Linked DNA regions of Mus musculus: region 2 is linked to region 1. A link is a loop called in an ENCODE intact Hi-C map of the cell type or tissue named here. Cell type or tissue: heart. All regions are shown on one strand. Links, peaks and the distances in the headings refer to the core of each region. The heading gives the core; the rest is flanking DNA.

Evidence for each region. Hi-C counts contacts between places; a loop is a spot of excess contacts. Peaks named below come from ENCODE experiments on the same cell type or tissue, not always from the same donor. Only the 100,000 strongest peaks of a DNase experiment are listed, where the experiment ranks them.
Region 2: it touches region 1 in a loop (4-fold over the local background); 1 of 42 quality-filtered maps calls a loop at or near these places.

Annotation. Positions count from the first base shown.
Region 1 is chr10:45,279,844-45,295,397 of GRCm38, forward strand. Gm15934 (predicted gene 15934) reads right to left here and starts at 9,573. Exons shown (of 2, transcript NR_155869.1): 1 at 9,380-9,573; 2 at 7,468-7,790. Popdc3 (popeye domain containing 3) reads left to right here and starts at 9,462. Exons shown (of 4, transcript NM_024286.1): 1 at 9,462-9,732. In heart, for the core only: no CTCF peak of the experiment used is centred there; a DNase peak (open chromatin) is centred at 5,968; H3K4me3 peaks cover 444 bases; H3K27ac peaks cover 967 bases.
Region 2 is chr10:45,128,683-45,144,236 of GRCm38, forward strand. The region is part of intron 10 of Prep (prolyl endopeptidase); the gene reads left to right. Among named protein-coding and RNA genes, the nearest start is that of Prep, 69 kb to the left of the region's middle. In heart, for the core only: no CTCF peak of the experiment used is centred there; no DNase peak of the experiment used is centred there; H3K27ac peaks cover 3,195 bases.

The DNA of each region.
Region 1 (15,554 bases), core at 3,462-8,461:
ACAGTGTACACACATACATTAAAAAAAAAAAAAAACCTTTAGAAAGAAAGAAAGAAAGAGGGAGAGAGAGAGAGAGAAAGGAAGGAAGGAAGGAAGGAAGGAAGGAAGGAAGACAGAATGAAAGAAAGGAAGACAGACAACAGAAATGTACTCAGAGCTCAGTAAGAATGACTTGGGGTTCCTAGCTGCCCCTGGAGAGAGGCAAGTTGGTGGCTCTTCTATACTGCAGTCCTGAGACTTCCTCACAACAATGTAAGACTTGGTAGTGGACTTAGTATTTACACGGGAAAATGTTCAGCTTCTAAAACAAAATTTAAAAATTAGGAAATAGAGACACCGTCAATAAGACAAAAAGACCACCAACAGGTTGGGAAAGGATCTTTACCTATCCTAAATCAGATAGGGGACTAATATCTAACATATATAAAGAACTCAAGAAGGTGGACTTCAGAAAATCAAATAACCCCATTAAAAAATGGGGCTCAGAACTGAACAAAGAATTCTCACCTGAGGAATACCGAATGGCAGAGAAGCACCTGAAAAAATGTTCAACATCCTTAATCATCAGGGAAATGCAAATCAAAACAACCCTGAGATTCCACCTCAAACCAGTCAGAATGGCTAAGATCAAAAATTCAGGTGACAGCAGATGCTGGCGTGGATGTGGAGAAAGAGGAACACTCCTCCATTGTTGGTGGGATTGCAGGCTTGTACAACCACTCTGGAAATCAGTCTGGCGGTTCCTCAGAAAATTGGACATAGTACTACCGGAGAATCCAACAATACCTCTCCTGGGCATATATCCAGAAGATGCCCCAACTGGTAAGAAGGACACATGCTCCACTATGTTCATAGCAGCCTTATTTATAATAGCCAGAAGCTGGAAAGAACCCAGATGCCCCTCAACAGAGGAATGGTTACAGAAAATGTGGTACATCTACACAATGGAGTACTACTCAGCTATTAAAAAGAATGAATTTATGAAATTCCCAGGCAAATGGATGGACCTGGAGGGCATCATCCTGAGTGAGGTAACACATTCACAAAGGAACTCACACAATATGTACTCACTGATAAGTGGATATTAGCCCCAAACCTAGGATACCCAAGATATAAGATACAATTTGCTAAACACATGAAACTCAAGAAGAATGAAAACTGAAGTGTGGACACTATGCCCCTCCTTAGAATTGGTAACAAAACACCCATGGAAGGAGTTACAGAGACAAAGTTTGTAGCTGAGACGAAAGGATGGACCATGTCGAGACTGCCATATCCAAGGATCCACCCCATAATCAGCATCCAAACGCTGACACCATTGCATACACTAGCAAGATTTTATCGAAAGTACCCAGATGTAGCTGTCTCTTGTGAGACTATGCCGGGGCCTAGCAAACACAGAAGTGGATGCTCACAGTCAGCTAATAGATGGATCACAGGGCTCCCAATGGAGGAGCTAGAGAAAGTACCCAAGGAGCTAAAGGGATCTGCAACCCTATAGGTGGAACAACATTATGAACTAACCAGTACCCCGGAGCTCTTGACTCTAGCTGCATATGTATCAAAAGATGGCCAAGTCGGCCATCACTGGAAAGAGAGGCCCAAAGGACACGCAAACTTTATATGCCCCAGTACAGGGGAACGCCAGGGCCAAAAGGGGGGAGTGGGTGGGTAGGGGAGTGGGGGTGGGTGGGTATGGGGGACTTTTGTTATAGCATTGGAAATGTAAATGAGCTAAATACCTAATAAAAAATGGAAAAAAAAAAGAAAAAAATTAGGAAATAGTATATGAGCACTGACTGCTCTTCCAGAGGTCCTGAGTTCAATTCCCAGCAACAACATGGTGGTTCACAAACATCTGCAATAGAATCTGATGCCCTTTTCTGGTGTGTCTGAAAAGAGCAATGGTGACTACATAAAATAAATAAGTAAATCTTTTTTAAAAAATTAAGAAACAGGATGAAGGGTACCAGGGGAGTGAGCAAAAGCAAGCCCCAGGAGTGAATCTGCCCAAGAACTAGATTCATACACTGAAAACTATAGAATAATGTAGAGGGAAATTACAAATGACCCAAAGAAGCAGGTGGACACCTGTGTTTGTGCATTGGGAGACTTCCTATCATGAAGGTGCCATCCCTAGGCGGGTGGGTCTGAGCTGTATAAGATAGCACATCACACGCCTGGGAGCGCCCAGGAAGCAGTGTTCCTGTATGATCTCTGCTTCAGCTCCTGCCATGGCTTCCTCTGATATTAGACTGTAACCTGTCTGTAAAGTAACCCCCCCTCCCAAAGATGATGACAATACAACTGAATCATAATCACATTGAAATTCCAACAGCCATTTGGCAGAGATGAAAACCAAGAGACATAATGATAAAATTCGCAGTCATTGAAAAAAAAAAAAAAAACAAACCCAAAAACCAAAACCAAAACAAAACCAAAAAAAAAAAAAAAAAAAAACAACAACCAACCAACCAACCAAACAGACCCAAAGCACCAGTTACCAAACCCGTGTGCTGCAGATAAAGATCTGCATATGCATTAATGTATGTAATAAGGCTGAAAGTCCTAATTGGTCAACTGATTTCAATAAAAGTGACTGACCAACCACTCAATGGAAAATGCAGACTGTCCCAACACAGCACTGGGACACTGGACATCTACCTTAAAGAACAAAAGTAGCTTGTTCCCTCACAAAAACTAATGAACGAACCCCCAATGTTCACTAGTGAAACACTTTCTGGTACGTGCTCGGCTCTGAGTTCAGTCCTTAGTGCCCCCCAACCCACAAACTAAATCATTATAGATCAAAACCAAAAAAAAAAAACAAAAAACAAAACCCTCAAAACAACAACAAAAAAAATGTGATCAAAAAGGAGTGAAGCCACCAACTCCAAAAATTCTCAAAAAAAACATGGATAACTCTTCATTACATTAGACTTGACAATAAATTCTTGGATACAACTCAAAAGAACAAAAGAAAAAGGCATGTAAAGAAAAATTAGATGAATTAGATTTCTGTAGAATTTAGAACTTTCACATATCTAACATCAATGTCAAGAAAATGAAAACACGACAAAGAATGAAGAAAATATCGAAAGGTAAAGATAATCTGGTGTCCAAACTATGTAAAGGTATCTCACAAACCAACAATAACAAGCAACCCAACTAGAAAACCAGCAAAGGATTTGAACAGACATTTCTGCAGCAGACATATACAAAAGCCCAATTAGCATATGAAAGAATATAACATAATGATTAATTACAGAGATGCAAATCATACTATCACCTGTTCATATTCCCTAAGACAGCTTTCATGCTTTTAAAACAGACTGTAATAATAAAACAGACTAAATAAACAGTCAGGGATGTAGACAAATTAGAACCCTAAGGTACGGCTGGCGGGATGAGAGATGGTGAGCAGCACAGAAAAGAGGCTGTGTGTCTAAAACAATCTCACGTAGCTCTCCACTGGACGCAGCAATCCCTTTCCTATGTATCCACCCATTCTCCATTGAAGGCTGCTATTCAAACAGAAGTAGGTGTGTTCAAACGCTCACTAAGTAAGTGGATTAACAGATTTTGAGCCATCAATAAAAGAGAATGTTACTCAGCTATGACAAATGAATGACATTCTAGAGGAACATTATGCTCAGTATAAGAAACCAGATCCACCATGTCACATCTTCATCATACATGTGCCCACTGGGGATCATCATAGGAATCACTTATAGGAAATGCTCAGAATAAGTAAATTATAGATTTAAAAAGATTAGTGGTTGCCAGGATCTGGGAGACAGGGAAAGAGGGGAGTGAAGCAAGGTTTTAGGGTACAACATTTCCTTCTGTGGAGACTGAAAGCCTTATAACTGCATAGTGATATTGTTTGCATTGGTGAAAAGTAAAAAAAATGAGAATCACAAACAGAAGAAGATGAAAATGCAAAAGAGCAGGAGAAAAAGTGGAGAGAAAGAGGTAAGGAGGGAGGCAACAAGGAGGAGAAAGAAAAAAATGATAAAAGAAGCACAGAGCAGCAGCATAGGACTTTAATTGGGGATACCAAGGGCAAGTGGGCTTTATGAAGAAAGGATACAAAAGCTGTGCTCTCCCATGCAGCTGGCCCCAGGATAAGCTGTCATGGCTACTTTGGAGAACAGTTTGTCAACAACTGATAAAATTCACGTAGATATACCTCAGAGCTTCAGTCTGGATGTTTGCCTCTGGGGATCATCATATATGTATCCACCAGATCATCATATATGTGCCCACCGGAGATCATCATACATGTGCCCACCAGAGATCATTATACATGAGCCCACCGGGGATCATCATACACGTGCCCACCAGGGGTCATCATACATGTGCCCCCTGAGTCATGCGCACAGCACTGGGCTGTTTCGCTTAAATGATGGAAGGAACTGGGTGATGAAGAGGACAGCCATGCTATGGGGCATTACTGTCTTTTCTTGTTACTGTGATAAAATATGGTGACAAAAGCCAAATGTGTTTGGCCCACAACTCAAGGGTGCAGCTCATCATGTCAGGGCAATCAAGGAAGGAGGAGCTTGAAGCAGCTGGTCACACTACATACTCAACCAGAGAGCAGAGAACAATGACCACACTCCTGCCTGCCCTTCAGCTCTCCAGACAGTCCAGAACCCCAGCCAGGGGAGGAGCACCCACAGTGGGTAAGTCTTCCCTTGTCAATGCAATCAAGATGAGCCTGCACACGCGTGCCCAGAGGCACATATATGACCAGTTCAGTCCGTTAATGGGGTCCTAAGGGAGGGAGGGAGAATGGAAAAGAAAAGGACAATTAGACAACACTATAACATGACTCCAGCCAGTGCTGAGGCTGTTTTCTTTTTCTCCAGCCTGCTTTTATACCATTCTAGTGCATGCAAGGAATAAGATCAGTTCTAGGTTAAGGAACAAACAAGGCAATAAAACAAAGTCCGGTGATCACTGTTTCTGGGGGCTTATCAAGACCAAGAGATCTAAGCCTACTTCCTCCTACTCCAATGTCATATTCCTGCCAAATTCCCACAACATATGTTTTACTCATATCGTAAAACTATGTTGTAATAGAAAGAAGTGAAAGATATAAACAGAACTAGGAAGGATTATTGCAGGCTTAAAAATGAAAGAGATAAAGGAAGGACTGAAGGAAGGAAGGAAGGAAGGGAGGGAGGGAGGGAGGGAGGGAGGGAGGGAGGGAGGGAGGGAGGGAGGGATGGTGTCTTAGGATTTTTATCATTACAGTGAAACACCTTGACCAAAAAAGCAAACTGGGGAGAAAAGGGTTTATTTACCTTATGGTTCCAAATGACTGTTCATCATTGAAGAAAATCAGGTCAGGAACTCAAACAGGGCAGGAACCTAGAGGCAGGAGCTGATGCACAGGCCATGGAGGAGTGTGGCTTTCCTCTCATGGCTTGCTTAGCCTGCTTTCTTATAAGATTCAGGACCACAGTCCAGGGATGGCACCACCCGCAATGGGCTTGGCCCTCTCCCATCAATCACTAAGAAAATGCCATACATGTTGGAAATTGGTTCTAATGCTTTGATTCAATCAGGATTCTGTGTGTCCAAATGCTAAAGGTCTTTTCCCCAATTTTTTGATGTATCAATAAAAATGTCAGCAGCCAATGGCTGGGCAAAGGAAGATGGGCCGGGACCTTAGAGTTGTGCGAGCAAGGACACAGTGGGGAGGAGACACAGAACTCCAGGACTTGGGGAAGAAGGATGGGATGAAGGAGCAGCAGGAGATAAAGCCAACCAGCCATGTAAGATTTTGGGTAGATGGCCACTGGCCACTTTCCTGATTGGGCCTGGGGTAGCAGGGGAAGGTTTAGGAGTGCCTTCGAGGTAGCCAAGGCACTTTAAAAATAAGCTAGTGTGTGTGCACCTTTCATTCAAGAATCCAAAAATAGCTCCGGGGCTGGTGCAGTCAGCCAGGAGCCAAATCGGTGTAGCTAAAAACTCACCCCTACCCCTACCCCTGGATCTCACGGAGGCACTTCCTCACTTAAAGTTCCCTCTTTTCAGATAACTCTAGTTTGTGTGTCAAGTTGGCATAAGATCAGCTGGCATAGAGGGAAAGGGGACACGTTGGGCTGGATCTCATCTGGGAGTCAGGGCATTTAGTGAGCTACTGCATAAGCCTCAAGTGTTGAGGCTAGAGAAAGGACAAGCTGATGAGAGCAGGAAGGCAAGTCTCAAACTGAAGCTCTACCAAGACTTGTGGGCTGAGGTATGATGTAGTATTTTACCTGGGACTTACTCTTTATCATAAATATTCCTCACATCACAGGGCAACTAGTCAGCAAAGCTATCTTCCTGCTTAGCACCAGTACAGGGCAAAGCCCACAGGACAGGACAGGACAGAAGGAAGACTTCTCTTCTTATGCAGCTAGAGGACCCAGGGAGTCCTACACCTTTGAGGCTCCACTGACCAGGTATTTAATCTCAAAGGGACTCTGCTGGTGTCAAGGTAATGAAGTGCATGTGGGGAAGAGAGGAGAACAAGGTTGCTACTAAGTAGTCATGCTTACACAACACTGACTGTGGAAGGAATTGTAGTCTGTGGATGAGTCAGAAGCCTGGCATGGACTTCTTTGGGTTTTACAAAGCTGCAATTGAGACATCACACGGTTGAAGTTCTCACCTGGATTCTTGGTGGGGAAAGAATCAACTTCCAAGGTCACTTAAACTTACAGTTAGAATCCATGTCACTGGTTTATAGACAAGAGGCTGTTGGCTGGAGGTTGCCTCTGGACTCTTAGAGCCTACCACGCCTGCTCACCACAGGATGTCATGGCCATTTTCTTCACCAAGCCAGAAAGGATGGTCTCTACAGAAAGTCTGATGGCTAAAGGGAGCCTTTTATGACAGATTGTGGTCACAGTAGTGGCATCTGTGAGTCAGCTCTGCCACTGTTTAGAAGCAAGCCACAGGTGTTATCATGCAGTACATCCTTGGACAGCCAGAAACTCCTGGACAGACAGACAGCTCCTGGACCAAGAGACAAGACACATCATCTCTAGACAATAGCACCACTCCTGTGTCCATTGCCATGACACCCACTGTACATCCTTTTGCGCATGCGTCACGGTCCAGGTAAAAGACCTGTACTCTTGGTGCACCCAGCACTTGGGAGGCAGAGGCAGGCAGATTTCTGAGATCAAGGCCAGCCTGGTCTACAGAGTGAGTTCCAGAACAGCCAGGACTACACAGAGAAACCCTGTCTTGAAAAACAAACAAACAAACAAACAAACAAAAGACCTGTACTCCAAGCCACAGCCCCCTTTTCTCTTTTTCCCTCTCATCCCCTTGGAGGCTCCTCTACCAATAAAACTTCCTACGGGAGTCCGGCAGCGTGGTGGACCTCCAGGATTGTGCCGCTTATTCTAACAGCAGGTCCCACCTGCACTCCAGAAGAAACATAGAACATAGTAGCCACCAGAATCTGTCACACAGCATAACTTTATTGCTTCTAAGCTTTCAAACTTAACATTATGAATATAATCCCAGCAATTTCAAACACAGGACGCTCATACAATCGAGCACAAATCCAGAATGCATCTGACATAAACTTTCATGGCTTTCTTACTTCTCTAGCCTTCTTTCTTTTCTCCAGATAAATTTGAACACTGGAGCAAATTCCAAAGTGGTGAGTGGGAACAAAGGCCGGGAAGTCAAATGGTTTCCAGCCGTCCATGGTACAGAAACTGGGATGCTTGGCCTTTGTTCTTGTCATCTCTAGTCTTGGTTTCGTGGTCGTTCTGAGGCTTAAAACGGATTCCGATTACTCAATAAATAATGTTTGTCATGGGGACCAAAAAGATGGCCCAGATTGGCCCAGATGGCCAAGCTTGATGATCCACGTTGGATCCGCAGAACCCATGAAAAGGTGGAATAAGAGGAACCTCTTACACAAAGTTGTCCTCTGTCCTCCAGTCCCCTCTGCACAGCAGACACATAAACAGTGATAATACATGTTTTTAAAACTAGAAAAATGAGCTGAGTGTGATGTACACTCCTTGAATCCCAGCACTGGGGAGGCAGAGGCAGAGGCAGAGGCAGAGGCAGAGGCAGAGGCAGAGGCAGAGGCAGAGGCAGAGGCAGAGGCAGAGGCAGAGGCAGAGGCAGAGGCAGAGGCAGAGGCAGAGGCAGAGGCAGAGGCAGAGGCAGAGGCAGAGGCAGAGGCAGAGGCAGAGGCAGAGGCAGAGGCAGAGGCAGAGGCAGAGGCAGAGGCAGAGGCAGAGGCAGAGAGGCAGAGGCAGAGAGGCAGAGGCAGGTGGATCCCTTTGAGTTTGTGGCCAGTCTAAACCATATAGTGAGTTTCAGAACAGCCAGGGCTGTGTGGAGGGACCCAGTCTCAAAACAAGAAAGCAAGCAAACAAACAAACAAACAAAGTAACTACTAAATCAATCAAACAAACAAACAAATAAACAAATTAACTAACTAATAAAATAAATTACCTAATAAAACAAATAAAAAACACGAGAAAAAAAAATGTCCTTCTTGGAGTCATCTCTACCAGAATGGTTATATAAAATGAAAATCAGCAAAAAGGATGGCACTGAAATCTTTAAGTTGTGTGTCTCATTTTTCCTCCTTTGGTCAGGTCCAAAGGAAACTCAGAGTTAACTGCGGTGCTATTAGCATATCAAAGCACTGTCTCCACCTTGCAAGTACCTGCTAGCATCCTGGCTAGTCTCAGCTCTTCTCACCCCACCCTCCACCCTAAACTTCTTTACCCCTGCTTTCCTTCGCCCAGCTGCGTGTTCCTACAGGATCCTGACATTTTGGTCGTTCCTTCTCTTGGCTTTTAGCTCTCCGCGATCTTTATCTACGTCTTCTCTGTCTTCTCTTCTTCTCTTCCTCACCCCCACCCCATGTGCCACCTTCGCATGGCCTGGTTCAGTCTGTGGCTCATATTCAGTGTTCTACAAACTCTCCCTGTTCTAGACTCTTTCAGATGCCTCGGGCTATACTCCCGCTAGTATCTACAGTAAAAACCTCCTCAAACACGACTTGGAAAGGTCATGCCCGTATTTATTCACAGTTACCACGTAGTTTGGTCTACTGAAGAAAATAAAAACCTCATAGAGGCAAAAATGCATGTGACACTTGCTTTAAATTGCCCCTCCCCCCCTTTTTCCTATTATTTGAACTTATGTGGCATTTGTGTTTTGTCTTTTATGATCTATGTCCTTTATCTTTTTTTTCCCCCTTTAACCAACCTATTTACTCACAAATAAACACTGCCCCTTTTCTGCCCAGTACACATATATATCCCACACCTCTCTGGTGATTTTTCTTGTCTGTGGCCGGGTGAGAAGGCAGATAGTTGCTTCCCGTGCTGGTGCTCACCTCCATCACTCTCCACCAAGGGTAGCCCAGGGTCTGGGCCGAAGACTGGTTACCATGAGTCTTTACCAACTTAGAGCCTCGCGAGTTCCGCACCCTGCTGGCACCCGCTGGCTGCCCGCCTGCCTCGGAGCGCGCGCCCGAGCCCGTCCCCGCCGCTGGGAGCGGCTCTGATCGGCTGCGCCCTGCTTGAGCGGGCGCGGGAGGACGCGTCCGGGATCCCGGCGGGTGCGGGCGGGCAGCGGGGCGAGAGCGGTTCGGACCGTGGGTTTTCGAGTCACCAGAGCCGCCTGCCACTGCTCACTCGGCTGGAAAGTTCTACGGGCTCCATCGGGAGCGTCGTGAAGGCCGGGAAGGTAAGCTGAGAGCCGCGCGGGAGTGGCAGCCCAGCAACTTCGCAGGGCTGCCCGGACCGGGAACGGGGAAAGGCTCAGACCCCCGTTGCGCGTCCCCTCTGTGCGCGCCCTGGAGCCCGGTGCGCGCCGCGTGGCTTGCAGCTCCCCTAGGGATCGCGGGAGAGCGAGCGGTCCTCCCCCCAACGAAGCTGCCAGACCAGTGCTCCAGAACCTTCGCGGCGCCCTAGGCACCTGGTGCCCCAAGGAAAATATTTCGAGAGGAAAAGCAGATCCTGGGGCCCTGGCAGGTGTGCGTTTCACCATGGGCGAGTCATGCCCTGTAACACTTTCCTTTCCAAGACTAAGACCCCAACTGGGGTCTGTGCAGTTAGGGCGTGTGGTAGGTGCTGGGGTCAAAGGGCAGCTAGACTCTGACCTGCTTTCTGTACTTGGAGATCCCCTTGCCAGAGAAAGAACGACATTTATACACCCCACATGTCATCTCATCATCAAGATTGGTTTTAGCGGTTTAGTTTTGAGAGTCTGTATTGTAGGAAAGGATCAAAGACAGTGTCAAAATGCAGTACAAAGATCGAGGGGGAGAAATTTCAGCCAGGTAACATCTGGGGAAAGTGAAAAAGAAAAAAAGAAAAAGAAAAAAATACTAAAAGGATAAACATTTAATAAATTAATGGAAAGTAGGTTTAGAATCCCACTTTTAAAAGAAAATTGAATCAAAAATAACAAAATTACCCACCCTCCTGATGTTTCTGTTTCAATTTGCACGCTTGCAAAAGTGCAATTAAACTTAGTGACAGCCTTGGAAAAAGTATTATTGGTGCCTGTTGTTGTTGCCTTTTGTGACTATTTTGTTTCCCTGCTCATTTTTTAATTCTAAAATCTATTGCACGAAATATTTATTCTAAGCTAGTACAGTAATTAGGTGTTGTCCTTCATGGTAGAAAACAACAGCAACAGAGCTATAGACACAAACAAAAAAAATGGACCTCAGTTTCCCCATTTGCAAAAATAAAGGGATTAATTGGTTCCAGTTTCCAAATAACCCGAGGTTCTTCTGTCCTGGAAAATCTGTGTGTGGTCTTCAATAGTTTGAGATACTAAGCCAAACTGAAATCTAAAGCATTCTCTGTTGTCAAAACTTTATGGTTAAACAGGAGGCATTCAATAGTTAAGCTTATTAATCCAATTAGTTTTTCAAAATAGCTGAATCATTGTGTAGCCTGTGCTTGAGAATGCTTTCGTTCGTTCTATGCTGTTGATGTCACAGGAAGCCAAGATCCCAGAGTACAATCTTCAAGGCTCACGTGGACAGCTACAGCCCCTCTGTCTGCTCTTTCTGACCAGGAGAATCTGGAAGCATTCGCTATGATGTGTAACAAAGCAGATTTCAAAACTGCTTTGGAAAATGTCTATGATGGATATGCAAACCTGTTGAGGGTTTTTTTTTTTTTTTTTGTAATTATACTGTTCAGCTAGGGTTATGAGTGATACAGAGTTTGATTGAATTTACCTGTGGAAAAGAGGAACATATTAAATTACTAATTACATTTTTTAAAGGAAAGAGGGAAAAATCCTCCTTTATCTAAGTATAGAAATTGGGTAAAATATGTTAATGGAAAAATTATTATTGGTATTAACTAAAATAAATAACTAGAACTTGATGGATTAAATCACCTGGAGTACAACCATGGAGAGTCCTCCTCCAGCCCAGGGAGTCCTCCTCCAGCCAGGAGATGGGTTAAATCACCTACAGTATAACCATGGGGAGGCCTCCTCCAGCCCAGGGAGTCCTCCTCCAGCCCAGGGAGTCCTCCTCCAGCCAGGAGATGGGTTAAATCTCCTGCAGTATAACTGTGGAGAGTCCTCCTCCAGCCCAGGGAGTCCTTCTCCAGCCCAGGGACTCCTTCTCCAGCCTAGGGACTCCCCCTCCAGCCAGGAGGATCCAGGGCTAATTCACACAGATCTACAGTGACTTGTTACTTTGTGTTCTTTAACAGAAATAACCCCCTGAGGCTGTCACACTGAGATTGGCCAGGATAGGACTATCAAGGAAAGGGGTGTGGAATACTGTCAGGAGAGAACCAGCAACTTCCTGAGCTTATAGGGGAGTCTCTGGGACCTGAGAGCAGATACTCTCTAATACAAGTTCTTAGAAGGGTCCGTTTTTTTTTTTTTTGTTGTTTGTTTGTTTGTTTTTTTGTTTTGTTTTTGTTTTTGTTTTTTTTTTTTTTTTTTTTTTTTTTGTCAAGTTGGCTGAATAAGGAAGGGCAGGAAAAAGCCAACCTCTGAATGTGCCAGTGATGCCACTCTCCTGGGTCTTGAGAGCTCTGACCTAATGTTCATTCCTGGATGGGTTTGCTGGTGACATTATTGGGAGGTGGTAATGGTAGGAGATTGGCCTAGTAGGACTGTCACCGGTGGTGTGTCCTTGTGGCTGTGTCTTAGCTGGACTCTTCCTGCATTCCCCCTGGATCCTAGTACACCATCTACTTTGTCATGCCACGCCCACTGTAATGGTCTAACACTTCTGAGAACTCTTAAGTTGTTCTCATAGGTAATCTTGTTGTCACAGAGACATAGAAGGAACTCAGACAGCTCTGAAATACTTGTAGTCTTGAGCATTCCAGACAAGTGAACCGGATCTGTGAGATTCTTAGATGGAGAGACTGTTGCTGTTTGAGGAGGGAGGTGTTTATAAAGTCTGATACACACAGAGAGCATGGGCACCGCTCCTCGGCAGGCCTGTCCTCCTCAGAAGGTGTTTGTAGATGAATGCAGGCTAAGTAGTAAGCTCAGGGATGGTTTGAATATGCTTGGCCCAGGGAGTAGCACTATTAGGAGGTGTGGCCTTGTTGGAGTAGGTGTGTCACTGTGGGCGTGGGCTTAGTTGCCTGGAAGCCAGTCTTCTCCTAGCAGCCTTCAGATAAAGATGTAGAACTCTCAGCTCCTCCTGCACCATGCCTGCCTGCATGCTGCCATGCTCCTACCTTGATGATAATGGACTGAACCTCTGAACCTGTAAGCCAGCCCCAATTAAATGTTGTCCTTATAAGAGCTGCATTGATCATGGTGTCTTTTCACAGCAGTTAAATCCTAACTAAGACAGTTTTGCTTTTAACTTCAAAACTTTGCTGTGAAAAACCTTGATACTTGTTGAATCTGGATAATGGCTATGTGGGGTACTAGACTTGTTATCCCCTCCCCTCCCCTCCCCTCCCCTCCCCTCCCCTCCCCTCCCCTCCCCTCCCCTCCCCTCCCCTCCCCTCTCCTCTCCTCTCCTCTCCTCTTTTTTTCCCATGCCAGTGCTGGGAACCAAACCCAGGGCTGTCCACATCTTAGGCAAGGTAGCACCTCAGGCCCTGTTTTGTCTGTTTTTACTTTGTATAAATGATTCAGGCAGGAGCTGGAGTGTTAACTGGATCAGTCAGTTAAGTTCCTGCCATGTGACTATGAGAACCTGAGGTCAGGCCCCAGCCTGTTAGGGACACACGTGTAACCCAGTGCTGGGCACTAGTGGGTTCATGCAGGTCGCCCAGCCTGCTGGCCAGCCAGTCTGGCCATTAGTGAGCTCCGGGTTCAGTATCTGGTCATGTTTTAAAAACCAAGAGAGAACAATAGAGGAAGGCAACTGACACAGGATTCTAATCTCTACATGCATACACATGTGTGCACACTTGGACAAACATAGACATGCATACTTTAAACACACACACAGAACTTAAAAATTATTCAGTAGAAAAAAAAGATGAATTTGAAAAATTGGACAAACATATGCACATATTCTTTAAACACACATACAAAATTTTAAAAATTAATCACCAGGAGGAAAAGGTGAATTTGAAAAAATGAGGTATTTACTAATGGGGCATTTCATTTCAAATTGTATAGGGATTCAAAATGTATTTCGAGCATTTGAATGTAGGTTAACATTCCTTATATATAAGGAATCTATTAGCAGGAAAGGCTTCAGGATAAAGGCCTATGTGATAGTCAATGTCCTGTGGCCTTATTGATGGAAAGATCTAAAGAAAATACGACAGCATTGACTCTTTTTAAGTTCTTGTGTTTATGCATTACTATCTTTACAATTACAATATTTTTATATGTGTATGAGTATGTTGAGGTTTGGTCTGTTGCTGTATACTGTAATGCTAAATTCTATACCCAAAGGTCTAGGCCTACAAGTGACTTCTCCTGTTTCCAGGCTTCTGTTGTACAAACCTTGCTTCTTGATTTAAAACTATTGGGCAAATACAATTGGGTACAGCCAATTACTGGAGGGATGAGAGGTAGGTGGGTTAGGAGTGACCTGGTTAGAACAGAGAGAGGAGAGGAGGAGGAGGAAAGAGGATAGAGAGAGGAGGCCGCCATAAGGGGAGATGGGCCATGAGTACATTGCCAGGAGAAACAGCAAGTATCTGGGGTGCACCACTGGGGAGGTACCCAGGCCAGCAGTTAGAAAAGTAGATTAGGGGTTACGCCCAAGTAATTGTCAAAGCCAAATAAAATAACCATTGTCTGGGTCTCATTTATTTGTAAGCTAGCTGGGGATACGTTTAAATTGGTTGTACTTCATGAATATTTTACCTGCATGTATGTATGTGCACCACATGCATGCTTGGTGCCCATAGAAGTCAAAAAAGGCAGTTAGACCCTCTGGAAATGAAGCTGTGAGCCACCATATGGGTGCTGGGAACTGAACCTGGGCCCTCTGCAAGAGCAGCAAGTGCCCTTAACTGCGGAGCCATTTCTTCAGCCCCTGATTTTTTTTTTTTTTTTAATGTAAAGTTACCTTGTTGTTTTCTAAATTTTGTAAAGAATGCAAACTGAAAGCTGAAAGGAGTTGGATGCCAGACTTGGAGTTATAGAGCTTAGAGTCTGCCCAGCTGGTCTTGCTTTAGTGCAGTATTGCTTCAGTCCAGTGTTTCCTCACTATGATGTTTTGGGATGCTAATGTATATTCTGTGATGTTTAAGGTATGTGATCTGCTTTTTGAAATATAGGGGATTATAGTTAAGGATTATATGAATCTCAGGAGAGACTTTGAACTTCCGACTTTTAAACATTGTTAAGGCTGTGATGGACTGTGGGGACTTTGGAAGTTGGACTAAATGCATTTTGCATTGTGTTATAGCTACAAGCCTATGGGGGCGGTCAGGGAGTGGAAAGTGGTGGTTTGAATAGGTTTGACCTCTATAGATTCATGTGTTTGAATGCATGGCCCATGGGGAGTGGCATTATTAGGAGGTGTGGAATTGTAGGAGGAAGTGTGTCACTGTAGGGGTGGGCTTTGTGGTCTCTATTCTCAATTTCCATCCAGTGTGGAATTTAAGTCTCCTGACTGCCTTTGGATCAAGATGTAGAACTCTTGACTCCTCCAACACCAAGTCTGCCTGCAGAGTGCCATGAAGGGAAAACACAGCACAATGTTCAGAAACAATGGTAACTCAATTGTTGGGTACAGCACCTAAAATCCTAATCTTGTAAGCCTTATAAAATCTAAATCCTCCAGTGGCAAATCCTAACAGATCCTCCATTGAAACCGGGAGACACTTGTAGCTACATCTTGTCCTCACGCTATCCCTGTTCAAACAAACCTAACTCTCTCCTGCTTCCTCTCTTCCACTCTCCAACCTGGAAGCCCCACCTACTTGCCCAGTGATTGGCTCCTTTATTCATTAGAGGATTGGTTCACAAGAAGTCACCCGAGTATGATTCACTCCTTGTGCGCAGTCCCTCCCAGGAGAATTAGCATTAACATATTAACAGCACCAAGACCATCGAGGGCACTTCCCCCTTTCTGGTCTAATAAAAAACAAAAC
Region 2 (15,554 bases), core at 5,762-10,761, 150 kb before region 1:
GGTGGGTTTATTAAATCTCTAGTTAATTTATTACCTCCTTTGCTTTTTACTGTAAAACAACCACATCGGGTTGATCAGAACCTGTCTGCCCAAGTCTTTTCCAGAGAAGCTAAGATACATTAGCGATGCCACCTCGTGAAACAGATTGGGGAACCTGCCTGGGAATCTTACCCACACATATTGCCAGTAATACGCGTCTTTCTCTTTTAACAAAAATGAAAGAAAGTTTAGACTCTCAGTAAGTCGATACAGATTTATAACACTGCCAGGGACTGTTTGTTTGAATGCAGACATTCCATAGGTTGGCACTACTCTCCGGGAAATGTCGGCAAGCCCAAGGATTGAAACACACCAAGATCTGAAAAGATGCTACTGCCCTGGTCCAGAGAAAGATGACATCGTGTGTGGAACATTTCCGGCCAGGGGCTGAGAGAAGCCCTCTTGCCGTGGGGGCTGGGGAGGAGAGTGAGTGGTTTACAATCACTGACGCTTAGGACCTCCTGTCTTGTAGAGTGTGCTTCTGCCTTTGCACTGCTGCGAGATCCATAATTTCACAGCCAGTGCGAGAAGCTGAGCCTCAGCGTGCCGTGTGCTCATGGTGCCGCTGGCCCGTGTCATCAGTGGATGGAATTGTGTGCTGTGGTTGAACGGGGCATAACAAAGAAATGGAGCGTAGCCAGAATTCACTTCCTGGCTTCTCAGAGTCTCATTGTGGTTCAGCCAGCTGAGAGATTGGTTTTTTCCCCCTCAGACTAAAATGAAAGAAAAAAATCATAAACCTGAAAATGGACCAGGAGCTGAATATACGCCAACTATTCTCTTTCCTTAACGGTCTCACGTTGTGTAAAAGACGAGATAAATTAGAAGAGCCCCTGTATCCATATTTTATGAGCAGGTGCAGGCAATAGTAAGGATTTTAAGCGTTCGGCCATGGTGTCACTGCCTGTGCCTCTTGTCCTTTATACTTAGTAGGACACTTTCTTAGGGTGACCGTCCTCACAGTGGTCTGCTGTGTACCTCAATCTTAGCATTGACCATTTGTGTTTGCCAACATGCCTTGGAGTCACAGTAGTGGGATATCTTTTCTGTTTTGTTTTGTTTTGTTTTGTTATGTTTTCTTTTGTGGGTTTCTCTATGTAGCCATAGCTGTCCTGGGACTTGCTCTGAAGACCAGGCTGGCCTTGAACTCACAGAGATCTACCTACCTCTGCCTCATGCTGGGGTTAAAGGTGTGCACTACCATCACCCCCAGCATCTGCTCTTTTAAGTTAGGTTTGGACTTTGTTTTTACCTTTAGGTTTCTGTGACCTCGGTAATAACTGATGTGTGGTGCTAGCATACAGGCTCTGCTGTTGCTAGGACATGTTCTTGAGCATGGATAAGCTTTTTGATGCCATGAAGTGTTGCTCCAAGTTCATAGTGCGGCCCACCCGCATCCACGTGAGCTGTCTGCTGTACTAGTGATAATCTTTTTCCGTAACACTGGGTCTGTATACTCAGGCCTTGGTTAGAAACAGGGAGGGGCCGTGGCAAGATAACTCAGCCAGGGAAGGTGCTTGTTGATAAGCCTGGCACCCTGAGCTTGGTCTCTGAAACCCACGTGCTGGAAGGAAAGAACTGATTTGCACAAGCTATCCTCTGACCCCAGTGTATGCCCCTTGCCATGTCTCTGTCTCTGTCTCTGTCTGTCTCTCTCATTCTCTCTCTCTCTCTCACACACACTATGTAACAGTTTTGTAGGTAGCCTAGGGAAGGGTGAAGGGCAGTGTTTTCATGGAGCACTGAGGTCTCACCGTGGCAGTGACCTGGAATGCTATGAGTTGTTCTCAGTTGGCTGCCCCTGCATTTGCATTCACCTGTACATGATGTCGTCCTGCATACACAGATGTCTGTAGAGCTTTGGCACTCTGGATGAGGGTGTAATACCCCTGTGCAGAGCGGCCTGCCCTTCTCTTGTCTGTGCAGATCTGAAGTAACGACGTAGCCGAAAGGATGGTAAGGGTCTCTGTTTCTGTACGATAGAGAAGCACGTTATATGCCCCTTCTGTGGCCAGTGCCTCATCGTCAGTGCTTTCTCTTCCGTGTCTGGAACACAGCATCACTTTGTATCAGCCTGGAAATGTATAACCCACAGTATGAAAGTATCCAGGTAGCCTTGAGAACATAGCCAGCCCTCAGTGAGTAACCATATAAAATCTGCACTGTGGGTCACATAATATCAGAAAACAATAAAAAGCATGTTTTCTTTCATATCTTTTATCTAGCCCATAGTAAGTCTCTATATGTGAACAGATTCCATGCGGGTGCAGTATAGCATGGAGAACAGGGGTTGTATAAGAGGTCGAGAAGAGACTGAATGCACTAACAGACACAAGGTACCAGAGGATATACAGTCATTGTTTTCTAGTTCCAGTTCCGACATGCAATTTTGTTTGGTTTTCGTGGTGGATAAGAACCTAAAATATATTCAATACCAAAAGTGTAAAATCTAATGTTAAACTGTGGCTTTTGTTCCAAATGCCTGTTCTAGCTGGGTAAAAGTTCATTGAGTTTGTATCGACTTTAGGGTTGTCTAGTTTTGGTGTGTAGTGTTTATTAATTTGTAAGTTTTTTATGATAAGGTCTATGACATTAAAATTGAAAATAAAAATACAAAGTCTGTGCCATGAAATGTTCTAGGCTGAGCTTCTCTGGGCTCCTCTGGACTTTGTCCTGAGGAAATGGTTCTGTATTGGATTATGCGTTTCGGTGGGTCCAGGAGAACAGTGACTTCCACTGGTGCCTTAGAATAAGGGGAGGGGCCAGGTAAAGAAACCTGTTGGTTCTCCTGGACGATGTGGGACGGGGCGCCATGGCCCAGCACGGTGGGGATTTTGTTTTGCAAGCTTACTTTATGGAGTTGTTAGTGTATCAGACAGCAACTGATTTAATCTGAACGTCTTAGATCTGTCTGTTTATTGTTTAACAATGCATAGTTCATATTTGATGCTACAACTGTCAGGTCAAACCGAACTTAAGCCTAGCACCACCACCAGTGATAGTTGTTTGTGCTGTAGCTGTCTTCACCCTTACTTAGTGTATGAAGTATTTAGTAATTCAGATATCTGCATGTATTACTGAATTTGGCATTCTGTGTGATAAAGCCTCTTAGGCAGGTTTACTGCTTCCCTGAGAGTTGTGGCTTTGAGGAGTGTAGAGGCTGCCGGTGGTGAGCTCTGCTGATGCTGGGGCAGGTACACTTAAGCTCCACCTTGCTGTCTCTCAAAGCAGTGCCATCCTGTCTGCTCCGTAGCAACGTGGAAAACATCGGTGGCGTCATGGGTCTGCGCTAGCGTCTGTTCCTAACCATTTTAATAATTGGTTTTTAAAGATAGGATCAGTCTGGATGTGGTCTCAGCACTCAGACAGGAGGATCTTTTAAGTTTGAAGCTAGCCTTCATCCTTTCACAATCAAAAAAAAAAAAACAAAAAAGCCAAAATGGCTTTCAGTGTAGACACAGCTCTGAACACCTGGGGAAAGTAAATCAAAAGTGTTCATGGCTTGAAGGTCATAGGCGAGAGCACAGGAGCCCAGTCCTCTTCTGTTGCATGGCCACACATAGCGTAATGTCTCATGCCTGCTGGGGTCTGGCCATGTTATATCTATTCTTTAGCCCACCCCAGCTGAGCTGTGCACTTGAAAGAAGCATAGATCGCATCTGCTGGCATGTAAAGAGTGAGGCTGAGTTACAAGGAGGTATGAGATGTCGTTTAAATCATAGGGGAGATATGTGCCCAGCCCAAAACAACAGAACTGGTTGTGGGGGACACCGCATAGCAGCTTTCCACAAAAGATAAAACAGGAGTCAACTTGATACCTACTTGATACAGACCTGCCTGAAACCAGAGCACTGCATGCCCCCTGGTGGCCAGGTGCCTAAATCTCACCCTTAGAGCCAAGGGAAAAAATAAAGACCCATAGAAAAATTGAAGCCTTATTGATTTCTTCTTTGGCCCATTCATCCTTCAGTATTGAGGTGTTTATTCACACTGAGTCTGTGTACTTACTAGAAATGTGTTTGCTCTCGTTTTAAGTTTTATTGAATTGTGGTCAGATCGGATGCACAGAGTTACCTAAAGTTTTCTGAGTTTGAGAATTGTTTTGTGTCCCAGGGTGTGGTCTGTTTTAGAGAAGCTCCGGCACGCTGCTGAGTAGAGAGTGGAATATTCCGTAGATGCCTATTCGGTGCATTTGATGTAGGATGATAGTTTGATTCTGATGTTTCTCTACTGTGGTCCAGATGACCTGTCTGTTGGGGAAGGCGGGGTATTGAGATCACCTGCTGCTACCCAGTTGGATTTGGTCTGTGCCTTTAATCTCAGGGGTGTGCCTTTTGTGTGGAACTGGCTGCTCCAGAGTTTGGTGCACGTATGTTTACAATGGCAGTGTCTTCTTGGTTAATGGTCCCCTTAATTGGGATTAATTGTCCTTTACTTCTTCCTGTGAGTTTTGGTTTGAAGTCTGTTTCATTAGATATTACGACAGCAGCGCCCACTTGCTTCCTGGTTCCCCTTGCTTCAATCCCCTTTTCCCATCCTTTCACCATGGTTTTGAAATCAGGATCGTTGATATTAGCAAACACACACTACAAAGACAAAAGCACTGTGTGTGTGTGTGTGTGTGTGTGTGTGTATGCTCCTGCTTGTGTGGGTGTGTGCATGTACACGTATGTACATGTGGAGGGTGGGAGTTGACACATGCTTCGTTGTCAGTCATGTGGCACTTTAGTCTTGAGGCAGGGTTTCCCACTAAACCTGGACCACGCTCTCTCAGCTAGGCCAGCTGGCCAGCAGCGTGTCTCACGAATCCACTGTCCGCTGCCCTAACCCATCCCGGAGCTGGACTTACAGACACACATGGCCTTTAGGACGATGCTGGAAGTGAAAACTGCGATGCTTGTGCATATGTAGCAGGCAGTTTCAACTGAGTCATCTCCTCGTCCCGACACAAGCACTTGACAAGGATGTGCTTCTCCTACAAAGCAATAGAGTTGTGGTTGGAGGATATAGGCGCATTTGAGGTGGGAGATGAGTTCTGAAGGGTTGTCTGGGTCAGGGAGGAAGCAGGGGAAACCAGTATCCTCATGGCTGTGAAGGATGTGGACAGGATCCCTCCAGGGACAGGCCTCATGTTAGGAATGGCGTCACGACACATGAGCCTACAGGCTGATGCTGGGCCCCTGGTTTCAGACTTTCTCCATTGGTTTCTTTTCTGCATGGTATATATAACCCATTATGGGGTCTGGCGCTCAGGACAGAGCTGTGGCTTCTTAGGTTTGGGTTTGGTTTGTCAGTGTCCGTGTAGAGCTCACACATGGAGAGGGTCTCAGTCTCTAGAATGGCTGTGCTGAGAGGAGGTGGCGCCCAGAGGAGGCCTGAGTGGAGGGGAAGCTGCCTACCTGTGGAAGGAACTAAGTCAGCCCTCCCTATTGGCCCCCGCATGTGTGCTTGTCACTGTCTGTCATAGACTGAAGCAAGGAGGCCACTCCAAATTGGACATGTCGCCTCTGACAGTAAGATACTGCCAGCTATTTACTGCCTCAGCTATTGTGTGTATCAGGAAAGATAAGCTGATAAGATGCTTTCTGCTTACCTGCATTTAGAGGTGGTCTGATGGAACTCTCTCACACGAGAGGAGTAGACTGAAGTCCGTTCTTTGTAAGTGCTTATCAGACGTAGTGTCAGACCCAGGCTAGCGCTTGGAACTGCAGACCTGTGGGGGTCCTACATCAGTTGGCATGAGTTAGTTGTTCTCTCAACAAGTTCAAAGTGCACCTTTCGGGTTTGTTTTCTCCACCTCTAATAATTCAGAGTGGGGGAAAGACTGATGGGACTCTGGATTCCTAAATTCTCTCTCTTGCCTCTAAAACTGTCTCTCTGCCCAGGACCTAAGAAGGTCTTCATTACTTCTCGTGGAACTTTGTAAATATTAGAAGTGTTCTCCGTGTAATGGGAGTCAAACCCCACAAATTTACATTTTGTAAATACGTTATTTATGACATAAACCATTTTGAGTGACAGATACTTCGTGGTGTTTTCATGTTCACCTGCTCATACTAACAGAGTCTTCTTCACTGGCTTACTGTTTGCATTTCCGCAGCATAGCCACACAGCACGCTCACACTTAACTTGTGGCACTTTATGTAAGTTTGTAGATCTTGATCACCACGTGGCAGCTTTGAGCCTCTTTAAAAAGGAAAACTGTGTTCGTCTTTATCTGTCGTTTCCTCCCTGATGGTGCTGAGATGAAGAGAAATAAATAGGCTTAGCTTATGAAAACTAGCGAAGGCCTCAGCTCCTTGCACAGTGAGTGTGGGGAGCACCCAGGCAAGTGGCCCTCTCTCCGGTTCCACCATGCAGGCCTGCATCCACTCTGGTGTGTGTCCACATAGCTCTGCCTTCCAATAAGTGACATGGGGCAAAGAATTAAGAGGACCCGGACAGTACAGAAACAAAGTCTGACAGATAGAACTTCAGGTCTTCCTCATCCAGAAGCCTGGGCAGGAGGCAGCTGGGGTGGCCCTGGGTCTTCTCTGTCAGTAAGTCCCAGGGGGACATTGCAGTGGCCATGTGTAGGGGACATTGCAGTGGCCATGTGTACACCTGCTTTACCTTCCTGCTCTGCTGTCTTTTAGGGTAAAATGAGAGAAGAGAAAATAGGAGCCTAATGTGGGCTCCTAACCTGCTCTCTGGGTTCTCTCTCTCCCTTCCTCTCTGCTTTGCCTGGGTTTACGTGGATGGTGATGGATGACCAGGGTTGAGTATAAATATCCCGACTGTTGGGAAATATTCCGTTACCTCTCTGGAGGAAGGGCTAGGACAAGCATATGAAAATTTGGACTGAGAAAGGGGATGAAAATTTTTCCGTTTCCAAAAGTGTAATCCCTTGATTATGTTAAGTGTTGTGTGCTTAGAGAGGTGGATTCGCTCGTTTCAGCTCATGCCTGGTGTTAGACAAAAGTACAGCACAGATGTGCTGTCCTGGTTATACACACGGAAGGCTGTGTGAGTCCCTGCTGGACACTCCAGGTCCTGGTTATACACACGGAAGGCTGTGTGAGTCCCTGCTGGACACTCCAGGTCCTGGTTATACACATGGAAGGCTGTGTGAGTCTTTGCTGGACACTCCAGGTCCTGATTATACACACGGAAGGCTGTGTGAGTCCCTGCTGGACACTCCAGGTCCTGGTTATACACACGGAAGGCTGTGTGAGTCTTTGCTGGACACTCCAGGTCCTGGTTATATACATGGAAGGCTGTGTGAGTCCCTGCTGGACACTCCAGGTCCTGGGCATTTTGTTCCAAGAGGCTTGACTTCTGATGTTCACAGACAGTAAAATGTGAGCTGAGTTCTTAGAGCCTGCCTTCACCTAGCTGAACCCAGGAGTCATCCCCGGCCAGGGTCCAGGTTCACTTTCTGTACAGCCATGTTACTTCCCTTCTCATTCTCAGATTTGTTCCATTTTCCAAAACTCTGTAATGTTCTCTTACGGCTCCTGCCCTTGGGAGGTCATCCTGAGCCAAAGACAGGCAGGCGAAGGGCACCAGCTGTCGTCACTTAGCAATACAGTGTGCATTATACACACTGCATGCCAGACTCTGTGTCCGTGGACGTCGTATTGCCCCAGTTCTTTGGAGGAACACTTGGGGTGAGTTGTTCTGAGAAGCTGGTCCGGCTCCTCTTGTCAGGCTCTCAGTCAAACGCTCAGATGCCTTGGCAGCTGATTCTTTTAGGTCCTCGTGTAGAAGTTGATGCCCAACACCGGGGCTTTATCAACACCCTAGAAACAGTTTCTTCATTTGCCTTGGTTGGTGTATCAAAAGAAAGACTCATAAACTCAGGCTGCGCTGGTAAGTATGCCCACGTTAACTCTGAAACACCGAAGATCACCTCTGTACCAGGGTCTGCTAAGTTAAACACCATAGATGACACCGCATCATCCGGCCTCAGCTGCACGTGTGTGTGTGTGTGTGTGTGTGTGTGTGTGTGTGTGTGTGTGTTGAGTGTGCTTGCAAGCATGTTTTTAAATGGGATATAATTAGTTCAAGTAGTGCTTGATTCTGAAGTTGTACTTTACAAGAAAATCGTTTAGGAAACAATTGGAAAGATCACTTTGCACATGCTTGCAAGTACAGCTTTTCTGCATATGGCTGATATGCATAAGCCATATCTATCCATTCCAAAGTTTAAATATTTCGAAAAGACTGGGATGGAGCACAGATGATCTGAATAATGGGTGACGTGATCGCTGGTTATTTTAGAACTGCTGGCTCTGACACCCTGCCCAGAAGCCTCCAAGGGAGGAGAACTGGCAGAGTAGTCCGGGCATTGTTGGGCCTGCCCACAGGCAGCTGTCAGTGATGCTCCGCCCTTCCATCAGAAAACCTGTCAGCATTGATGAGCACAGGTAGGATGGAGGAGAGCATCCTACAATTCACAGGGGAGGGGGAGGCGCCCTTGCCCTTATGAAACAGAAATAAACATCCACAGTGCACACTAGGAGGAGTCTCTGAATACAGTTAAAAACCTGCAACCAAGAATGGCTAAGGGAACGCTCCACTTCGGAAGCACTGAAATGGAAATCTTAGGGCTAACAAGGACTTAACCATGCAAAAACGGGATGCAGACAGCTCAGACTGTTAAAGCAAAGGCCCTGCAAATAAAGTACTTGCCTGCAAAAGGGAGCCTGAGATAAGACTCAGCCAGAGGAGGTTTGGTTTTCACCTGCCTTTAGCTGTGTCCCTCTGGTTCCCCGGCCCTCCCCATCCTTCTCCATGTCCTTTGTCCCTCCTGCCTTTGGGGAGTACTACTTCCTGGAACTTCTCTGTCCTCTCCAGTCACTGGGTTTCTCCAGCTGCAAGGCTCGGAGCAGAGTTAATGTATACTTGGCGTGGGATACGAGAAGGACTGTCTTCAACACCTTGACTGCCTTAAATATGTTCTTTTGTCAGTCAGAGGAACGAGCTATCTAGGGGACTCTGCCCTGGGGTAACATGGGTAGACTGCAGCAGCGGTCTTGTAACCTCACAGAACTGAGAGTTCTCAGTGGGGTGCATAGGCGAGTCCTTAATGTGACCCTGTAGCAAGCTGGCTTCCCTGCCAGGGTTGGTTCTCACAGACAGATTAGCCCATTCTGAGGTCACTCAGAGGGAAGAGAAGTTGACTGCTTGACTTTGTTTCCCAGGCTGCTGTGACTTCTTAACCAATAGCTGGCCTTACAGTCACTTTCCTCGGCTAGTTGTCCAGCCTAGAGTAGCATCCACAGCCCCCACAGCCTGGCTGTGGTCCTCTCTCTGCTTCATCCCCTGCCACTCTTCCTCCTGTCCACTGGAGTGCAGCCATACTGACCACCTTGTTGTGTTACACACACACACACACACACACACACACACACACACACACACCATGCTCACACCACCCTTGCCTGGCCACTTATTCACTCCCTTTGTCAGAGTGTCAGATGCCCTCGTGGGCCACAGCAGCCCTTCCTCCCTGTGTCCGGCTTTTATTGTTTCTTCGTTGCTGTGGATGTGAGCTATTCTTCACAGTCTTTCTTCCGGGTGGAGTGCAGTGTGACACCCCGCTGTATGCTCAGAGCCCAGAAGGGTGTGCAGAAAGGCTCGACAGAATGAGAGCAGCCATGACAGGTGATGGGCTGGAAAACACACTCATTACCAGAAGCCTCGAAACACTGGGCTGTTCCTTTCTGCCACATTTGACCTCCTGGTCTTGTCCACTCAGAGCAGCCTGTAAAGGAAAAACAAACGTTTGCCACAGTTGTACTGCAGAATTGCTGTTGTAAGCTCTAGTCTTTAGAAATTGTTTTTGGCATACTTTATAACCAAAGCAGGAAAGGTGCTGCCTCACTCTAAGAGAATCAAAACAGGACTTTTTTTTTTTTTTTTTTTTAATGATTCTTAGCATTGTGTGTCTTGTAAAATGCCCTCCTTTGTGGATTTAGCCTAAGTGAGGTTCCAAAGTCACCCCCAAGCAAGGATGCGAAGGATGACTTTTAATACCAACAACTTATCTCAGGGTCCCTTTTGCAGGGATAGCGACACATCCTGATGTAAGTAATGAGGAGTTGCGGTGTGAGAGCTCCTTGTTCAAGTGAATGAGAGGGAATGGGGGAGCAGCGAAGGGCTGCGGGAGCAGAGAACTCTTTCACAGACCCTTTAAGCACTGTGCCTTTTATCTGGCAGTGTTGGCCATGCTGGGGCTACATGGAAAGATGGAATTTACTAGGGAAAATAACCAACATGTCTTGCAGTTTGATGGGGGTGGGGAAGAGTTGTCAGGTCCTGAGGAGCCCCTGGAGGAGCATGGAAGACTGCTCTGGAAAGGGGGTATCGTAGGAGGTTGCTCCAAAGAGAGCTGCCTGCCCAGCAGAAAAGCAAGAATATAGCTAGCATCAGTGATCAGGGCCTGTGTGGGTTACAAATGGCATCATCTACCTGCCAGGTCCTCAGAGAGCTGCAGACATGAGAGCTGATGTGGGCATAGCGGTCACTGAACCCAGGGTCTCTTTCAGAACTCTAGTAGTGTGTGAGGAGGAAAAAAGTATCAAAGGACACCAATGTTTAGTAAGGTACCGGGAAGGAAGAAGAACCAGGGAAGCATGCGCAGTGGACGCCAGGGAGAAGAGGTTGTGGGGGTGGTGGGGGAGATGGTCTGATGACGCAGAGCAGTGACCAGTGACGGGGGGCATCACTCCCTCACCAGCCTTAGCCATGAGCATTTGGCCACACGTGAAACCCTTGAATGCTGGGAGCAGAGGAGGGAAGGGCCACTGTAGGCAGGGTTGGCAAGACTGCTTGCTTCCAGTGTACCCGGGCTTTGTGTTAACTGTCAGGGGTGCTGTATGAAACTCTTTCGGAGGGGGTTTTGTACAGTGTATGCTAGCTTTATAGGCAGCTTTTCCGCACCCACTGAAATTCTTATCTATCATCAGGACAGCATCCAATGCTCCATTCAAGACTGCCATGAATAGGATTCCCTTATTCATCTTTGGCTTTTCATTTCCTTGATGATTACCGCTGCAGATTTTAAAAAAAAAAAAAAAAAAAAAAAAAGGCTGTGCGATTAAAAGTATATCTTTTCATCCTGCTAATCCTCAGGGTAAGGATATAATTTCACCAGTGAGGTCTCCACGCACAGATACAAAGACACACTTCGCATAGCCATCTCTAGACTATCAATCAGAAGGATTTGGCCGTGTGTCCTCCAAGCAGGAATTCTGAACTTGGTGATTTGCTATCCTCTCCCAGCAACCCTTTCTCCTCCCCCATGGTGAGCTGCTTTCTGGAAACTGCCCTTGCAGCTGCCTCCACACCTCCAGACAGTCCCTTCTCATTGATCGCTGCTCTGCAGCCTGCCTTTGCCAGTGTGCAGCCAGGCCCAGCCCCTGGGCCTGCTCACGTTTCTCAGTGGGGGACTACAGAGCAGAGTGGAGCTCCTGGGCTCCTGAGGCTGTTCCTTAACTTGAAGCCACTCATCATGAACTCTTCTTTCTTCCGACTCACCTGGAGGCTCTATGTTGATGGTTTATGTCATCCAAGAGATTCAGATCAGAAGATCATAGCAGCTATAGGTGTGTCTGACCCTTGCCATTTGTTTTCTGCAAGGGAAACTATGTTGTGTATGCTTGCCCCTCGGTTTATATGGAATATGCAGATAAGAGTATCGGTCATTGGACGTTATGCTGGGGTTGTATCTCTAATACACTTGGCAGAGCTAGCCATTCAGGGCCACTCTTTATGGCGTCTTGTTTAATGCCTCTCATTCTGCCATGAACTGCATAGAGCCTGCTCCCTTCTCTTCTGTCTAGCATCTGTTCTCTTTAATAGTTCACCCTCTTAACTACCAGCCACAAGAATTTAAAGCCACACAGTTCCCTTCTGTTCTGTAATCGACATTCTAGTCAGAGCATTTGGGTTATTCCTTTATTTGTCTAATACAGTAAATAAGTGTTCTGCTATAGTTTTGAGGTAATGAGGGTTTGAAATGAATTTCAGTATTCTTGCTGGGCTTTTATGATGCAGGTGCAGTCTCTTGCAATAAATTACCAGAGTTAAACAGTTTAAGACCCATAAAGCTCTCTGCCCTGGCATCGCTAAATTAATAGGTTAACGGCTACACATAAGGAAAATGTCAGATGTTAAAAATTTTTTATTAGTAATAAGCTGGGAATTTGTGACCTTAAAAAGCTTGTATAATCCTTTACAGCCCTCAGCCAGAGCTAATTTTATTATTTCCAGCCTGCAAAGCATTATATGGCCAGACTCTAGGCTACTGTATTTGTGTGGACTTTTAATGAAAGACCATTTAAAATACTTACATTGCTTAATTGAATACAGGGCCCACATGGGATACGCGTCGAGGCATTTATCTAGTATATGGTTTCTAAGCACAGACTCAGTACCACCCTAAAAGCAGAGGCAAAGAAATAGACAACTGTAGAAAAGGCTCCAACATAGGTCTCAGGAGCAGCCCCTGAAGGAAGGGCCAGGAGATTGACTGGTCCCTTATTTACAGTAGCTAAGAATGTGGAGTCTAGAGACCAAAAACCCCACTTAGATAGCAGCCCCATCATTTCCAGAGTATGTGGCTTGGGCCAGTTAACCTTCTTTGCTTCTCTCTCGTATTTCTTTCTTTCCTGTTCTTTGAGACAGACTCTCACTATGTAGTTCAGGCTGCTCTTCACCCAGTGTTCCTCTCTGAGCTGGGATTCCAGGCTTTAGATCACACCTAGGAGGCTACTTCCATGTGCCAGAGCGGCCCCGGGCAGATCCAAAGCATAGACCTCCTGTGGACTAAAAGGAGGCTATCTTCAAGTCCTTAAACTAATACGTGCCACGCTGTAATCACTGCAAGGAGCGAGTGTACATTTAAACAAAACCACAAATGAAGGAAAAACCTTTTGTGAAAAGCATAAAAGCTGACGGACAGATTAGTGTTGGCTTTTATTTTGTGCTATGTATGGGTTGGTGGGTGACGGAGGACAGCTTGTTGGAGTTGTCTCAGATTACTTTAGCTTTCGTCAAGTTGACATAAACTCTCCAGCACAGCTTGGGTCCCAGGGATTGAACTCGGGTCATCAGTCTTGGCAGCAGGCACTCTACCTGCTGAGCCATCTTGGCAGCCCCTAGTGTTTGTTTTTAAACATCAGGAACTGGGTTTGATTAGCTTGCATAGGAATTTACCATAACTAGGCCCAGTCTCCAGGGTCCTCCGGAGTGAACGGTCAGAAACGGAGTTTCTTTCCCTGGTTTACTAGAAATATCAGGCCAAGAATACACCTGCCTGATTGATCTGTTATTATTGCAGTACCTGTAGCTGAATTTCAGGCGGAGGGGGTCAATATAATGAGTGGCTAAAGGTGGATAAGTATTTGTCAGTTGTAGTTCCTCTGTGGAGGGATGTGGCATTGAATTTGAGGCTTATGGAACAGCTACTTCTCTAGACAGGGCATTGGAACTAGGAAGGAATTAACAAGCGCAAGGGCAGAGTCTTGGCTCTGGAGGGGATGGGGAGTCGCTACATTAGAAGGAGGCTTAGGGGCTGGAGAGATGGCTCAGGGGTTAAGAGCACCTGGTAGGCAGGGGGTCCAGCTCCCTCTTCTGCCCAACATACACACACTAAAATTTAAAAACAAAAATTTAAAATCTGGGGCCTGAGAGGTAAATCCAGGAATTTTGCCCAGGGTCTGAAAGTAGGAGTCCCGTTGAAAGGCTATGCTGCCGAGCCAGGGGCCAGTGATGGTTTGAGCCCCAGGATCGAGCTGGCCTGGGTGTTTTGGTACTAGAATGTTTATTCAGTGTACAGTTCTCCTGTTATTCATTTAGCAGACACTGATTGATGGTGAGTGGTGCCAGCCTCATAACCCTGGATGGTGGGTGAAACCTTCTCCTCTTATGGAGGAGCAGAGGGCACACGTGCACGCTGGGGGCAGGTCTTTGGATGTGATCTTTTCCAGAGCAGCCATGTTACCTGATTAAAACCCCTTTGCAATGGCAGGATCCTGGGCAGACTCTGCCCTTTCCTCGAAAAACTGCCTCCTCTCTCCCTCTCCTCCCTCCTCCCTGCTCTCCCAGAGTTGGGCAAATCCTATGTCTGACTAATTCTGTCAATCCTTTTCTGATAAGTCACTTTGCCTCTCAATTAGATATCACTATTTGGGATTAACGGTGTGTAGCCCGCCGCATCACACAGACTTAGGACTTCAGATGTTATCCCTTGCCAGGGCAGCCATGTTGGTGGATTATAATTCCTCTATAATTTTGACCACCACAAAACCTACATACACATGCACATACACAGACACACATAAATAAAAATAATTGAATCTTTTTTTTTTAAATCTTTCAACCTGAGTTTGTTGTAGATGTTCAGTTACTAAAGTTGGAACGGCTTTCTCCATGAGTTTCTCTCCAGCAGTTTTTATCTTATCTGTGAAATGAATCGTATCTGTCTTAAAAATACTACTGACACTTTTACTAGAAGGGTGTAGCAATATCTGGTGGGATTTCCATTGTGTAATAATTTGTTTCTCGGGGCTGGAGAGATGGCTCAGCAGTTAAGAGCACTGACTGTTCTTCCAGAGGTCCTGAGTTCAATTCCCAGCAACCCAGATGGTGGCTCACAACCATCTGTAACGGGATCTTATGCCCTCTTCTGGTGTGTCTGAAGACAGCAACAGTGCACTCATATACATAATAAATAAATCTTTAAAACAATTTTTTTCAAAAAGAAATAATTTGTTCCTCAATACAGTGGCACTGGCCATCTGGAGTGGGATGGGCTTTCTGAGATTCACTGTAAAATGGTGATCACTGTGTCTGTGGCAAGCATGGCTTTTAAAGTGCTTCAGAGACGCTGCGTTTAAGAGCATGGTGACTACAGAGCAAGCAAGAGCAAGCACCCCCAACACAGGGACATTTGTCCTGTGGCTGCCCTAGACGCTGTCAGTCACTGTGTTGAAGAGGAGAGAAATGATTTTGCCCGATGCACACCTGACCAGGCATTTGCAACATTTTGTAATGGAATAGAGAAAGCTGTGGACAGGGAGGTGAGAGGCTGGTGCCAGGCACTGATGCTTGGCAGCCATCTATTTTCATGGACTTTACCTTGTTGCTTGTCAGAGGAACAGATGAAGTACTGGGCTGACCTAGTATACCTGAAGCACTTAAAAAGAAAAGATTTATTTATTTATAATATGTGAGTACACTGTAGCTGTCATCAGACACTCCAGAAGAGGGAGTCAGATCTCATTATGGGTGGTTGTAAGCCACCATGTAGTTGCTGGAATTTGAACTCAGGGCCTTCGGAAGAGCAGTCAGTACTCTTACCCGCTGAGCCATCTCTCCAGCCCCGTGAAGCACTTTAAAGCCCCAGGATTTGGAATTACCATCGGGGAGAAGAAACTGGGGCAGCCTCTGTTTTCCCAACCTTTTGAGTGTGAACATGCCTGTTCATCTTACACCAGAGTTCTTGGCAGCATACTGGCTGCCTCCGC